2 separate regions of the Mus musculus genome follow, and region 1 is linked to region 2. The links are chromatin loops, found by intact Hi-C in ENCODE. Cell type or tissue: left cerebral cortex. All regions are shown on one strand.

Evidence for each region. A loop is a pair of places that touch in the nucleus more often than their neighbours do. Peaks named below come from ENCODE experiments on the same cell type or tissue, not always from the same donor. Only the 100,000 strongest peaks of a DNase experiment are listed, where the experiment ranks them.
Region 1: a loop joins it to region 2, with 4 times the contacts of the local background. A loop is called at or near these places in 2 of 42 quality-filtered maps.

Annotation. Positions count from the first base shown.
Region 1 is chr3:134,298,880-134,306,879 of GRCm38, reverse strand. No RefSeq gene overlaps it. Among named protein-coding and RNA genes, the nearest start is that of Mir1895, 62 kb to the right of the region's middle. In left cerebral cortex, no CTCF peak of the experiment used is centred here; DNase peaks (open chromatin) are centred at 131, 328 and 3,787; H3K4me3 peaks cover 903 bases; H3K27ac peaks cover 859 bases.
Region 2 is chr3:134,232,440-134,240,439 of GRCm38, reverse strand. Cxxc4 (CXXC finger 4) reads right to left here and starts at 3,945. Exons shown (of 4, transcript NM_001004367.4): 1 at 3,754-3,945; 2 at 3,553-3,628; 3 at 1-1,037. The coding sequence starts at 780. In left cerebral cortex, no CTCF peak of the experiment used is centred here; DNase peaks (open chromatin) are centred at 2,813, 3,377, 4,256, 4,437 and 5 more places; H3K4me3 peaks cover 5,041 bases; H3K27ac peaks cover 4,016 bases.

The DNA of each region.
Region 1 (8,000 bases), 66 kb before region 2:
CCAAGCAAACAAACTGTTAAACTGCAAGCTGTGAGCTACAGCACAGCTAGCTCTCTTTACAGGAGGCTTGGGAGGCATTTTCCTGAACTGTCTGGGAAACAGCTATGTAAAGCTCAGGGAGTGAGGGAGTTGAAGTGAGAAGGCACAAAATTGTAATGCTTCCCAGAGTGGTCTAGCTCAGCTCTGTCCCCCAAGGCGCCTCCCCCTCCCTCTCTGCCCCTGCTCCTCTAATGAGAACACATTAAACCTTTCTCAATGCCCTGATGTGCTCTTACGCCTCAGAATCTGTGCATTGCCATGCACACTGCTGTCCGAGAATTTCTAACATTATAGAGTGAGAGAAAACGCTTTCTAGACAGCTCATCCAGCCCTCCCCAGCTCTCAGCAGGGATTTAAGTGTGTCTACTTCTACTGAAAGTAAATGCATGCTTTTGCCCCCAACTGAAAGGGACTTTTCCCCTGTTTTTCTCCCTCACAAAGGCATCTGTCTACTTTCCCCGAATCTCACTCATGCACTGTGGACATTGTCAGAATTTGGAATTGTAGCCCCCACACATATAGTTTATGTATTGCTTTATAATACCTTCACATTCTATTTCCCCACACACGTTGCCAATTATTGTGAAGCTCTTTGTGGAGATAAAACATTTAGCACAGCTGGGAAGGCTGTGTGCAAATTAATTTTAGAAAAAAATCTATCATTTAATTCCAACTTTAGTTTTGTATTCTCTTAACCGTAGGAATCAGATACTCTCTCTTCAAAAAAAAAAAAAAAACACATTTTATGAATTCCACTAACCCACTTCTTGACACTTCAGTGGAGACCTTGTATGGGTAATTAACAAGAAGGGGCCTGTTCTTAAGGATTTTTTAAGAATAGTTGGTCTATTCAGAGTTCCGAATCTCTGAATTTTCTGTGCATGGGAAAATGCTTTCTAAACCCTCCCTTTCTTCTGTTACTCAGTCCTAGGAATTCCAGGGACACCAAGCAGCACAGAAAATAACAGGCAACAGCAGGAAAACTCTAGCCTGACCAGTGGTTAAATGCTGGTCAGAAATCAGGCCAACTCTCAAATTTCTGCTAAGGTCCTGGACCACTCCCCTGCTGTCCAAGTTACAGCAGAGTCTATGAAAAAGCAGCTGGATAAAAATGAATGCACCTATTTGTGACTTTAAGCCTGGTTGACCTGGTCCAGGAAGGACATGTAGAGGTTTATAGTTTCAGGTTGGCTAGGTGACTCCTTTCCAGCTGTTAGAAATTTAAAAGGACCTTCAACTCCTTTGAGCAATACTTCCACTAAAATCTCAGAGCTGCAAGTTGGAAGAAATGTAGTATTCAATTGTTAGGCTTTCAGCCAACTGATGGCTAGCAGGGCTGGTGCAGCCTGCGATCATATGACAGAGACTTGGAGTTGGCTTAGGGTGAAAGAAATAATGGGAAGTGAATTGTTAACTGCCACCTGGGCAGTGGAACTCCAATCAAAATCAGAAGCCCAACCATCTATACTTGTACTTTTCTTGCCTTGCACTTCCCTGGGCTTGTTTTCCAGTGGGAAAATGTGCCCCTCCCCCTTCAGGTAATAAATGAACAGCTCCATCCATCTCAAACTGTCTCTCAGACACTGATGGGGCCAGTCCAGAGAGAAGCAATCAAGTAGAGTGTTGGCTGCCTTGAAGACAGCCCCGCTGAATAAATGACTTGCTGGGGTTTTTTTTGTTGTTGTTGTTGTTGTCTTTTTTTTTCTTTGCTTCATTTGCTTTTTGGCCAATTATTTCTTGGTCTCGATCCCATACGTATAACTTCTATCTCATATAATGTATTCAAACCAACTGATATTATTGACTAACATCTATGTACAAGGAAATAGAGCAACGTGTTGACAATCAGGAAAGGTGGATAATAACACAGTCAAGCTCTCCTTGCCCTGGGTCGAGCAGGACTTTCCAGCCAAGGTCTTTGATAAGAGAGATCAGTCCAGAAGAGGAGGATGACAGTCTTCCCAGATGTTCACTCAGTCCTGAGTGTGTCCTTGGTTATTCCAGGCTCCCCAAGTCCATTTCTCTTTTTGTAAACCATAAGTAAATTCACTGAGCCCAAGAACATAAGGAGAAATATAAGCTCTCACGGTAATTTATTGTAAAAGTTGGTACAGTGTGCAGAAAGCTGCCAAATATAGAAGTGGCAACTTCTACTTGGGAAAACAAGGAACAGTCAAATGAGATGTGCGATTTAATGCTGATACATCCACTGGTCAAACTCTCCCATTAGCATGTGTACACACACACACACACACACACACACACACACACACACACTCATGCACACACACATACACAGGCACACATACTTCTCCTTTTTGGTGGTAGGAATGCCCAGCTTGTACAGATTCCCTCAGATTTCTGCAGATAAATGTCTCATTAAATCCCTGGATTCTCTGCCTCTACTTGTTTGAATCTGAATGATTGAGTGGGCTGAGTAAAAAGTGTATAGGTTATCCAGCATCCTGGTCCTTCTTTCCGGATTATCTTTCCAGTTGCTAAGAGTAAGTGCTTGTTGTAACTTTAATTTTAGGATCCCACTCTGATAGTCATCTGGCTTTCAGGAAGCAAAAACTTCTGACAAAGGCATTAGCCAAAAGCAGACTTTCATAGTTTTCCAAGTTTGTATAAAATTGACTTTGAAGTTGTATTGCTCATTGCTCTCCTTCTTTGAATGCAATCTCTCTCTCTCTCTCTCTCTCTCTCTCTCTCTCTCTCTCTCTCTCTCTCTCAGTTTGTGATCAGCTTGAACATGTTGGAAAATAAAAGTAAATAAACACATACCGTAGGAAATGGGCCAAAAAAAAATTAATGTGTTTGGCATGTTTTAGTTAGATACTTTGACAGGGAAATTCCAGTCTTAATTGGATACCTTAATTATTTCTTCTTGCTAAAGTAAACCTTTATTGATAAGGCACAGCTCAAATGTACCTTTCGCTTGCTGTGATTACTCCTATACCAAGGCTAAGTCATGAAGCCTGGTGCTTCCTCTCTCCTTTATTTCTGTCCTCAGCTTTTATGCTTGCTTAGGATACCAGAAAAAAATGAGACGGATTCAAAAGACTCTTGGCCAATATAGCTACTTCTTTTTCTGAATATTAGTAATCATGGGAACTTTTTATAGAACACCTAAAATTCAAATTAAGCCTCTGGAGACAATAGGCCTTTGTGTATGTTGTGCGAAACCTCCCTGTCTCCCTGTCCCCTTTGTTGTCTGAACGTATTTCACCCTTCTGTCAAAGTGTGTCCACTCTCACCTCTCCTCTGGCATAGCTGGCTTCTCTCCAGTCTCCAAAACTGCATGTTTGACTCTCATCTGACACCTTTATTTGATAGAGTCACAACACTTCTTTGCATAATAAGCAGGCGCTCCCTCGCCGGTGGAAAGGTAATTAAAAAAATGTTTAGATTTTTGTTTCCATAGCTGTAACAGTATAAATGAAACTTCTGCTCAATTAGGGCACCAGTGTCAGAGAGAGGGGGGAGGGGAGCGACCGGTCTTTTAATCAGGGAGCGAGTTCTATGCTTACACGCCTCAGCCCTAGAGATCCTGGTTTGTGATTCTCCCTCCCCCTTGGAAAGGAATCTTTAAATAAAGATGTCTTCATCTGAATTGACCACCGTTTATAAAAGCAAATCTGACTGGGGCTGGGCTGTCTGTGCCGAAGGAACATTCCTCCCCATTACAGCAGCATTTGCACATTTATAGGAAGAATAAAGGAAAAGATGCACGATACATGTGAAGCAGCCTTCTCTCTGCCGTGCAGAGAAAGAAGAACTAAAAGGATTATAAAAGTTCAGATTAAAATGATATAAAATCTAGCATTTGGCTCCAATACTAGCGCCTTGGTCCTCTGAAGCTAATCTGTATGCACTCTGTGACCTCCTCGCAGCGAACCCTGCTAAATATATTATTCCCACGGGGGCTTTCACTGCTGCTTGGTGTCAGAAATCAATATGTATGAGGCGCGTGGATGGGAATTTCTAATAGATCTGCCTGGCCCTGTGCTGCTTTTCAATATCTGCCTTGGACTATTAGTGCCGGCTCGGTGCCTGTGAAATAACCGAGATAATCTTTTAAGGTGCACTGTTAAGGTGGAACCTAAATGTTGCTGTTTCAATTAAAACAAAAATTATATTCATAAATCAGTCAGTCGGGTCTGTGTAACCTTGCACAGTCACTCTGGAAAGCTGATTAAAAACAAGGTGGGATTTAGAGCTTTGGGGAATGGAATGCTATTTTTAACTTCTATTTAGAGTTCAGAGAAAGATTTTGCATTTTAAGGCTAATGATGTGTTTGGGGGGGGGGAAGGGTGATCAGATCAGAAATGAAATTTAGAAGGCTCAGAGTTCTCACACTAAGAAATGGTTGTTTGGTCATCTTATGTAAAAGAAGAGGGGGGAAAGAGAAATACACAGGAAAAAGCATTTCCACCTTATTAGATGAGAATATATCTGTATACTTCTTCTTTATATAATTTGTTCACATGAAAATTAGTGCACGGGTGAATTTGAGAGACAGTTGTATAAACTAATTTCATCACTCTATGCACTTGTGCTATGTCATTTTTTTGTACTTCCCTATGAATAGCTGTTTGGAGAGAAGAGTGAATGAGAAAGCAGATCATTACACTTCCAGGTTACCTAGCCCTTAACCAGTGAGCATCTTCTTTTCCGCAGCTAATTGTCAAGGCCCTGTGCAAAGAGCAATGGGTCTAAGCTGAACCAGGAGTATGGAACCAGGCTCTTGCTTCCTGTTGTTTGCTTCTTTGTTTTAAACCACTACTAGTCCAATTTAATGCCTAGGCATTCGGGAACCCAGAACTGGCTGGTGAACAAGTTTTCTCATTATAATGGGACAGTAGAAGTATCAGTATCAGTATGAATGGAGAAGGTGGAGGTAGTCTATTATCCACACATACATGCATCCAACTTTTCATATACTGAGAATGGGCTCAGTCCAGCACAAGGTGTGGCACAGGGATCTCTCACCTAGGAAAATGTGGGATTTGTTTCCTTGTGAACTTGTCACTCCACCTTTGGACAAAGAAATAGAATGTAACCACCTTCCCCTATTTCTCTTCTCCACACTTCAGTTGACACAATACAGTCTACCTGACAGCTTTCAACCACACACCCTGGCTCCTTATCTGGTCTTCTCCGAGTTGTGTTGGAGGATTAAGCATCCAGTTACTAAGGTTGGACTTTAAGTTGGAAATAGCCAAGAGAAATCAGAAGAAGCCATGAGGCCATTAAGAAATTGTCTTTGTAAACTACCTCAATATATAATAGTAATTGTTTAAAAGTATATATTTTTATAGACTATTTTTTCTAATTATTTGTCTTATGGAATCAAATATATATTTAATTCTCTCTATATATCTATATCTATCTATCTCTCTCTCTATATATATATATATATATATATATATATATATACATATATCAGAAATTAATCTGACAGAGATGTAACAACTGTCATTCAGCACATGTCTAGACAGCACATAAGAACCTGTTTTCTCTGAGAATCTCTTGTACATTTGTTTTAGTTTAGGGATGCACTTCTATGTGAGCAGAAACTGCACTGCAGAACCATTCAAAGAAAAAGGCATGCGTAAAGCACCAGAAAACCAACTGCTCTGTGGTTCCTTTGTGAAAGAAATAGAATTGTATTGCCTCCCTTCATTCAGACTGTCAACAGGCCCCATGAATAAAAACCATAAACCCTTAAAGTTATATACCATTAAGTGCTCCCTCTCCTCTTCACTATCATTCAGGGGACAAAAAAATTCATTCTGACAGGGTATAGGCAGCCACGATCTAGCCTGAAAAATCCTCACTAGTTCAATTCTTTAGAGTCCCTCCTTTCTGAGTTGCTCCCAGTCTCAATTCTTCAATTAGGGAGTTCTGAAAACAAACAGTCCTATAGGTTTTCTGTGTTTCCCAACCAAGTGTGATGTGGTGAGGCTTTATCTATAAGCTTCAATACTAGGAGAGGGAATTTTGGTAGATTTTATAAGTGCTTAATGAACATAACATTTACAAATGGAGGCAAGAAAGCCAATTCAGTTTTGCCAAGTGTCTGCTTTTACTAACTAAGAGTAAATATTATTAAATTTCATAGATGACAAAATCAAGGTAAAATAACATTTTCAATTAAAAATATGCAGTGTGCATGTATATATGTACATTGTGTGGGTGGATGGAAGAATGATCCCAGGGATCAAATTCAGCTTATCAACGTCGACAGAAAGCAATTTTATCTACAGAGCCATCTTGCCACTCATAAAGAATGAATGTGTGTGTGCATGTGTGTGTTTGTGTGTGTGTGTGAAAGTAGGTGCAGATACTCTTAGAAGCCAGAGGTTTTTGGTCCTCAGGGAGCTAGAGTTTCAGGCTGGTTTAACCCACCCCATTTGGGTGCTAGGAACTTAATTTGGGTCCTCTGCAAGAGCAGTGGATGCTGTTAAAAGTGAATTCCTCTCTCTAGCCTGAAGAATATATTATAAGTAATTTATTTTAGTCGATTGGTGTCTAAGACTATACAAGTAGAACATGTAAAAATAACAAAAATATACAGTTAAAATGATTGTAGGCATGTTTATGAGAAAAGAACAGTATTTCAGTTTAACATCTTTACCTCCAGTATTGGAAAGTTTATTAATGAGTTTGTACTTTTCTGTATGTATGTGTGTGTATATATATATATATATATATATATATATATACATATATATATGTGTGTGTGTGTGTATATATGTATATGTATATACACACACATATATATGCACACACATATATATACACATATATATGCACACACACACACATATATATATATATATATATACATACATATCATATATATCAAGCTGTGTCATGAGATCTGTCATAGAACACTTAAGAAATTGTGCTGTGCTACTATAGTCTTTTAAACATGTAATATCCCAAGAAACACTACTTTTTTTCTTTAACAGATTTTTTCCAGCATATTTCTACAAAATATTCAAATCTTGACTTTACAGTTATTGTCATCAAAATAAATTTTCCCACCTAACCAAATAAAAATAACACATATTCAATTATTTCTGCATACCTAGGATTAGAGATATACAAATAGAACATCCAACAAAGGCAGGCTTAACTCACATTGAAAGGGAAATTCATATCTTGACATTTTGTGCAAATCTAGTCAGAAAGGGCTTCCTTCCACGGGCTTCTGTGCTCTACCCATGAGATGGGAATTTCCTTCAATGGGTAAGTAAGCACTTATTCATTTCAGTCAGAAGAAATTTCCTTTCTATCTTTCTGTTTGTGTTTCTCATCTCTTCAGTCAACATTTCAGCCAACAAGAATGAAGTCTTTGGCTAAATAGATCAAAAGTAGAGTACAGAGAAATGAGAATGTGGTAAAAAGGTTGCTTCCCCTGTGAATGATAAACCCATTGCAGCTCTTAAGCCCCTATGTTTGCATGGATCCATGGGAATATTTTATTGATCATCTTAAAGTTTCCCTCAGTGTAATAATAAACCAAAAAATATGGCTTAATGATCACATAGAGTTTATTTTTAAGCAGTGAATGATACATAATAAAGCATTTGCTAGTATCCTGCAGACCAGGTGTTCAGTCTGTTGACTATGATGGTCACAGAAATATGTTGCCACACAGCAGTAACTAAGGTCAATGTCCAAATGAGGACAAAGCCACTCACAGTATATTTAGAAGTGGTTTAACAAGAGAAACTGAGCAGAGGTCTTGGAAGAGTCCTGGATATAAAAGAAGAGGAGAGTGGTCAGTGACATAGTATAGAAAAGAGCAAGTTGCTCCTGCCCTGGGATAAAGTGTGGAGCCTTGGTAGGTCTGGTAGAGACAGTGTAGCTGAGATGCTAGGAAACCAAGAATAGGCACAGCAGAGCAGTGATTGCATTTGAGTGCACCTGGGAGGGAGCCAGGATCCCC
Region 2 (8,000 bases):
TGCGGGGGAGTGAAGGGCTGTCATGACGATGACCCCTGGAGGTAATGAGATGCCCCCTAAAGCCGGGATAGCGGAAAAAGTCCCCACCCGCTCGGGGAGATTCATTATCTCTGCTTCAGCAGCGCCGCATTTGAGCTTGTTCATGCATTCCCCCGCCAAAGGTCTGCAGTGTTCGGGGGATAAGGTGGAGAGGAAATTAGTATTTGCCATTTGCAACGACGGCTCTGGCGGACAGCCAGCCTTCCCCAGCCGCTGGGAGTCGTTCCGGTGGTGCATGCTGGTCCTGCCGCCGCCGCCGCCGCCGCCGCCTCCGCCGCTGCCACCGCCGCCGCCGCCACCGCCACCGCCGGCGGCGGGGAGGATCGCCGAGGAGGAGGCGGAGGAGGAGGCGGCGGCCGAGGAGGATTTCCTGCCGGCCCCGCCGCCCCCACCCCCGCCCCCACCGCCTCCGCCGCCGCCCCCGCTGCCCCAGAGCATCGCGGTGGCGGCGGCGGTGGCCGCGTTGTCGCAGTTCCACGGGGACATGCCGATGCGCGCGGCGGCCGCGGCGGCGGCGGCGCTGCTGGGGAAGATGGGGGTGGTGATGCGCGCGATCTTGGCTGCCTGCGGGAAGGCGCCCCCGTTGGTCTTGTAGAAGGAGGTGGCAAAGGAGCGGTAACGCTCCATCTCCGAGTTGTAATCCACAAGGCTGTTCAGGGCCCCCTCGGGCAGGTGGCTTTCCTTGGGCAAGCCCGGGGCCTCCGGGCTCGGCCCGGGCTCCACGCAGACATTGGTGTTCATGGTGCAGGGGGGGAAGAAGGGGTGCAGGGTGGAAGTGGGGACCGCCTGGTCCGACACCTGGGTGGGAAAGGGGGAGAGGTGGGGGGAAGGGAAGCGGGTGATGGTGGGGTCGGGGTACGGGCCGGGCCGTGCAGGAAAGTGGGATCCGGGTGGGGAGAGCAAGGCGAGGGCTGCTCTAGTCCTCTCTGGGGCGCATGTCCACAGACGGTGACTTCCCAAGCAGCGTCTTCCTTTGCATTATCCTCCAACTGTTACAACTAAAATAAAGAAAGTCATTCCAACGAGCTGCACCAGAAAAAAATTAAAAATAAATAAACAGCCGCCCTCGCTACCCCACCGCAGACACCACAGAAAGCTCCCACGTTCTCCAGTCGGGTCGTTTGCATAACAATCATCAAGACGTGACCCCCCTCGCCCCCCCAACACTCCCAAGCCCTGCTCCCTCCCTCTCTCCCGACAGCACACCGCACAGCTCCTCCCCCTCCCCCTATTCTTGTAACCCTCCTGAGAAAAAATGTATTAATAGCTAGAGTACCCAGGGAAAGAGGAAAGACAGGGGTGACAAATGCCGAGGGAAAAGGGCAATTGGAGTGCTAAAGACATGCAAATCAGGGGTGGGAGGGCGATACTACCTATAAGCAGAGGGCATTTAAACATTATGAAATGTGTGAACAAGTGCTGCCTGGGCATGCAAATGCTGTAAAGTAGAAACAGCAATGGCCCTATGAGGAAAACGAACCGGAAATTAGCAAATGAAGTACTGAGAAAGTCTACAATACATCCGCGCATAAACTGTAAGCAAACACAATACAACTGAGAGCTACAAGACTGCCCACATACAATTTGAACCAAAGAGGCAGGAGGGGGGTGGAAAAAAAGAACTACCAGCTGCCACAGTGTCCTTCTGTGTCTGCTGTCATTAGTTTGAATCCCAGCACAGCTGGCTCTGTTAGGGTCTTAATTCAATGGACCAAGGACAGGTCTCAATTGTACAAGCCATTTGGTGGCAGGGGCAAGGTGGTGCACCACTCGCTTTAAAAAGGGAGGAGAGATAGAAAGATGGAATGTAGGTAGGTAGGTAGGTAGGTAGGTAGGTAGGTAGGTAGGTAGGTAGAAAGAAAGAAATGTATAGATAGATCTCAAATACAAGCAATGTCACAGGCTCAGAACTAAGTGTCTGCTGCTCCTATAAGAATACTCCCAATCATTTCTAATGGAGATTGCTGTGTCTTCCCAAGAAAGGAGGAAAGCAAGGGAGTTTTTTTTTTTTTTTTAAATCATTCACCAACACTGATTTTTGCATAAAGAGAAGGGAGATTCCTTCAGGTGTTTTTTTATCCAAAGAACTGTTAAGATGTTTTTTTCCCCCCTTTGCTATTTTTTAAGAGGAAAGTTTAATGCTAACTGGGTATTTGCATTTCTCTCTCTGCTTACAGGCCATCAATAAGCATTAGGAAGAGGGGTTCTGCTTGTTTATTAAGGGTGAGAGCTATATCATATCCTTCTAAGAATTAAAGCAAAAATATAAAATGTATATTCACCTTAAAAAAACAGTTTCTTTGTTTCCCTATTTATTTTTTTCTTTGCCAGAGTACCTTTCTCTGGCTTCTTCTGAAGCCTAGAGGTTGGTGTGGAATTAAAACTGAGGGCCTAGCAATCTCTGTCTCAAAATTTCAGAGTTTCAAATGCATATCAATTATAGTCATTATGCTTATAATTAGATTAATGAAGCATTATGTCCAAACTTCAAATTTGAAAACTTCAAGGTCTACTGATGAGGCACCCTAAAAAAAGGGGGGTTTATGTAAACAAATCCCTATTAGGCAAAGTAAAGCAAGATAAGGAACCTCCCTCCGGCTGGATTAGAAACTGGCAGGCATCCTTCAATCACAGCAAGTCCCTAATCACTCAGGCACCACCTCTGTGGTTTCACATTAGGGAAAACTGCTCCCTTCTGAGGCCTGATGACAATACAAAGGTGCCCCCCAAATCCTCCTGGCTAAATATTCCTGACACTTGCTAGGGTCTGGGGGGAAAGACACAGTAAGAATACACATACAGCTTCCGTTTCTGTGAATTACATTGAAGATGCAAGATCATAATAACTGCTAGTCACTAGAAACTAGTTCCGCCAACCATGCAATGGGCATCATCCCACTGAGGGGAGGGGACACTAACATTTTAGTCTTTTGACCTTGTTCCAAATAAAGAAGGGATCTAATATCCCCCTTTCAGAGTCTTAGCATGGTGTTTCCAAACAAGCTGTCCTTGCTTCTCCAATTGCTACTACCTCCCCCCCCCTTCCCTCCTCTAGGTTCAATACCACCAGAAACTGTAGAAAAGGATTGTGCCCAGCATCCAGGTCATTATTGTTTAATCAATGCATCCCTGGAGCATGAAAAAAAGGTACCTAAGCCACAGCTATTGTTTGGCTTTTATTTAGCAACAAAATAAAGCACACACCAATAACTATAGTTCTAACACCAAAGCTAAAATAAACATCCATACTTCATGATCCTGCTTTGCCTCTGAACAATGTGACTGTACATGCCTAATACTGTATGTCTGATCTACCAGAGACATGGAGATCAAAGGTCATATTTAACATTCAGGAGGAGGGGCCGGTGCAGATTAATTAATTAATTAATACAGTCACGGTTTTTATTGCTGGAGACCAGCATTAATCTACTTTTACAATCCCACCGGACAGCAAACATTTAAGAGAGAAAGAGAAGCGGGGAAGCCAGAGGAAGAGAAAGAACAATCACTTACCAGTCTCTTTTTATTTGGGGAGCCTTAGAATTTACAGACGCTGCCAGTCTGCCTTTAATTAGTTGCACATCACCCCCTAACACAAAGAAACACAAATCCAGATGTGTCTTGGCAGCTCCCAATTACAACTTTAATACTTGTAAACAAACTGTTGGGAATGGGGGGGTGGGGTAAATAAATATGCGGATGAAAAAAAAATACCTGTAAATGGCTTTTTTTTTTCTTGTTGTAGAGAGGAGGAGGAGATGGTGTTAGTGGAGGGGGTGGAAGGAGGAGGAGGTGGGGGTGGAGAGGAAAGCGCCGAGTGTGAGCGTGTGTGGGAGAGCGCGGGGCTGTTGTCGGTGGTCTCTGCTCTTCCCGGCGCGTTGCTCCCGGTCCGTCTCCAGTCGCTGTGTGCGAGGGAGGGAGGGAGGGAGCCGGGGAGTCTCTCTCTCTCTCGCTCTCTCGCTCTCTCTCTCTCTCTCTCTCTCTCTCTTTCTCACCCCCCCCCCCCTCGCTCTGTTTGTGTGTGTGCGTGTGTGCGGTGGCTGGGGGAGGGGAGCGCGGAGAAAGGCGAGGGAGGCGGTGCGGAGCCGGGGGCGGGGGCGGGCCGAGGTGAGCAGGACGCAGGGCGCGGACACCTCCCGATGATTGGCTGCAAATTACACGGGGAACAAGAGGCGCACGCGGGCCAGCGCTCCTTTTCACAAATCCCCAGCTCGCCGGCGCGGCCACGTTTCCCGGCTCGCCCGCCACCCCGCCAGCCTCCGGCGCGGCGAAGGATTTGCTTTTTTTTTTTTTTTTTTTTTTTTTTTTTTTCTTCTGGCAGATAATTGTTTGGAAGGGATGGAAGAGAGGGCGTTCCCGCCCCTCGCGCCCTCGCTCTCTGCGGGTGTGTTTGTGCACGCTGGGCGGGGGGGTGTGTAAATAAACTTGTCTGGGTTCCCTGGCTGAGCTGGGAAGAGCTGTGCCAGACACAGAGGGGAGGTCCTGTGTGCTGCAGGAAGACTCTCTCAGTTTCACATCCCGGTCGCGTGCTTTTAAAGGATCTTCCTGGCGGGGCCGGGAGAGACTCTTTAAAAGAGAATCATTATCGTTTTAAAGTAAGGGGGAAAGGGACTGGTGTTCTGCTGGTTCGAATCCCTGAAATGTTATTATGCCGGAATGTAAAAAATTTGATGTGATGCTTGACCGGTCTCAGTCTGTGACTGCCTTTCTCTCTTCTCCCACACCGCCTTCCATTCCCACTGTGTCCGGGTCTTCCTGCCCTACAAAGCTTCGCCCTCCCCCTTTACTCTTTCATCCGGTAATTCCAAGGAGTCAAATATCTATCCCACCTCCCTAATTTTAATTCCAAACTTTACTTTCATATCTAAATGATCTCTTTTAACTAATTTTAATGTGATGGGCATTTTTACTTCCCATCACCTGGGGAAAATACTTCAAACTGAAAGATAAGTATTTAGCACACATCGCATATAAATAAAACTCATAAAATCCAACTATGAATTAACCCCTTCCTTCCTGCCTCAAAGAAACCGAGATACACTAAACACATGCTGTCCACACTGAAAGAAACAGGCATGAAATAGGATGTAAATGTTTAAGTCCTTTTAAATGTGATTCTTTCTCCTTTCCCCCTACCCACTTGGAAGGGATTTTGAGAAGGGATCTCACACTGTATCCCAGGAATTTCTAGAATTTGCTATACAGCTCAGGCTAGCCTGGTTCCCTTCTTGGCAGTCATCCTGGCTCAGACTCCCCAGTGCTGGGGTTCTAGACCTGTACCACAATATGTGACTCTGAATGAGTCTTCTAAAAGCAAACAAAATCAGACTATGCTTGTTTAAAAATAGAATAAAGTTACACGTAGAAACAAAAAGCATCTTGTGGAGTAATATAGTAATGTGGTTTCAGAGAGGGAAGAAAAAGGTGAGTTATTTGTTTTGTGAGAACAGAATGCTAAAAGGCAGCTTAAACTATTTTATATTTTAATTTTCAAAAGATTTACATTGACATTGTCAAGATTTGCTCGTGTGTAGGTTGTGGATAGTGAATACGCTGGTAAGAGTGCTGGTGTGCACACTCAAGGTGGTCTTTCCAGAGGTAACCGTGGTATACATAGTTGCAGTTATGTTTGACTTTTTTTGTAGACATAGGCTGTTTGTTTAAAAATAGTTATGTCTTTCCAGACAAAATAATTGGATAACTAATGAGTCGTTTCTACATTCCAGGGAGTGCCTTGCATAGTCAAGGAAAGAAAATTTCCACCCAATATTTGTATTCTTTTCCTTTTCCTTTTGAACTGTGCACCACGTGAAATCTATCAGCAGACTACAGTCATTTTTTAATGTGTAAATGTATTGCACAAAGATTCCTAAACATCCTTTCAAGTATACGGATGTATAAATACTGTTTGTTTGTTTTGTTGAGACAGAGTTTCGCTGTGTATTTTACAATAGCCTTGAACTTAACTGTACCTGATGAATACTAAGATTATAAGTGTGTGCCATCACACCTGGCTTCCAAGTTTACAAATATTTAAAGAATTGGTTTAATGCTTAAAGCTACTATTGATAACTACTATTGGTCACCTATCTATACCAGGCACTGTGTTCAGTAACTTGCAGTATCTTATTTTATTCTCATACTTTCAAAAAAAAAAAAAAAAAGGAAAAAGGTATTCCAGAAAAAGTCAAGGAATTTTAGTCAATTTCTCCAGTTTATCAGATTTTACAAAATCCAATGTCTCTTCAGTGCTTTTTGATTATAACTTCAGTGTGAGTTTTATGATCAATAATTAATTGATCGGTATATGCTCTCTAGATATTAGAATCTTAGATTTAATTATGATTGTGGATCCTTGGCTAATGTGACACCAACTGAGCACGCAGGGCAAATTGTAAACAGTCCTCCTCAGGTTTTAAATATGGCATCCATCTTCTTTCCACTAGAGAATTAACTGTAGACTTCCCCAAATGCAATAAGGCACATTTTCTTTTCTTTTCCATTTCCAGCCTCATTATTTTTTATATACTCTTAGATACTTGAATGTCCAACATCTCTTTCGCTAGTGCCCTGTATTGTTTTCCCCAAGATAAAATGCCAGAAGTTTTGAAAACTGTTTGCCAACTGTTAATTTTCAAGTTAGTTCTCATCAAGATCCATAATTCTGTAGAAATACCAAAACTTAAGGATTGCTCTTCAAGATGCTTGCCACAACTGCCAAGTAGTTGCAAGCTGTTTGTATCTTTAGCATACTTCTGTGATCAATATCACAGTCATTATCCCAATATTCCCACAGTAGGAAATGATAGAAATACATTGTCCATCCGAAGGATGGTCATTCCAGGTCAGAGGGGTTCCAGCTCTGAGGGGTTCACGAATCCCATTTCCTTCTAACCTGGGACTTCGGGATCAACTATTTCTCCAGTGTTCAGCTGGCAGAAGGGCACAGAGGAAGCAAGATTGATTGGTCTTCAAATGGAACACAGTATCCAAGCTACCACACACTTGCTGAGAACTGGGAACTTGCCACAGATAGCTGCAAAGATCCCTGGTGGTCACCTACTGATTATAACTCTATTACGGAGAAGAGAAAAAAAAATGTATGAGGAACATCTGGAACCCTCCACCCACAGTAACACTTGAAGAATAACCTGTCAGGTAACTGTGCAGACTATGAAGCTCTGAATCTCACCTGGAGATTCCTTTTCCTCCTGGGGGGCTATTTTACTAATTATTACCCTTTGAGATTACCACCATAAGACACAGTTTCTTCATGATTTAATGGGCAGTTTGGCATCTAGGAACAATTGATGATTCCTTAACTATCTAAGGACAGGTTAGACAGAGCTAGGTTGTTCAAATAAAGATTTACTAAGCAACAAAGAAAGCAGAAATACAGTTACAGGAAATGTCATAAACCTGAATCAAACGGCTTAGAGATAAACTTTAGGTGAGGCCAGCTTCTGTTAATCCCTCTAAGAATTCTATGCAAACCCACTTCCTCCAATACAGCATAGTTTAACTTGCTATTATCAGACAGAAGAATTAACAACTATGATCCAAATACTGCTACTTATCCTAGAGACCTATGCCTCTAGTGCTCATATAACATTTCGCATTCCTTCAAGATTTACTTGCTGCTATGAATACACAGTTGTGATTTGATTATACTAGATCTTAAAAATCAAAAGTCTATACACTTGTCATTGTCTTTCACTTCAATTAATATGGAGGCATCGGCATCAGCATCAACATCAGCAACCGCAGCATCACCACATTGAACTTCATATTCTGGTACATTTTGCTGCTAATACAGGCATCTTGAGTTATAAGCTACCTGTTCAGCGGTCTTCATTATCCTGGCATGCTTTTCTTTCTTTCTTTCTTTCTTTCTTTCTTTCTTTCTTTCTTTCTTTCTTTTTTCATTGTTCTTTTTTTTTTTTTAATTAGGTATTTTCCTC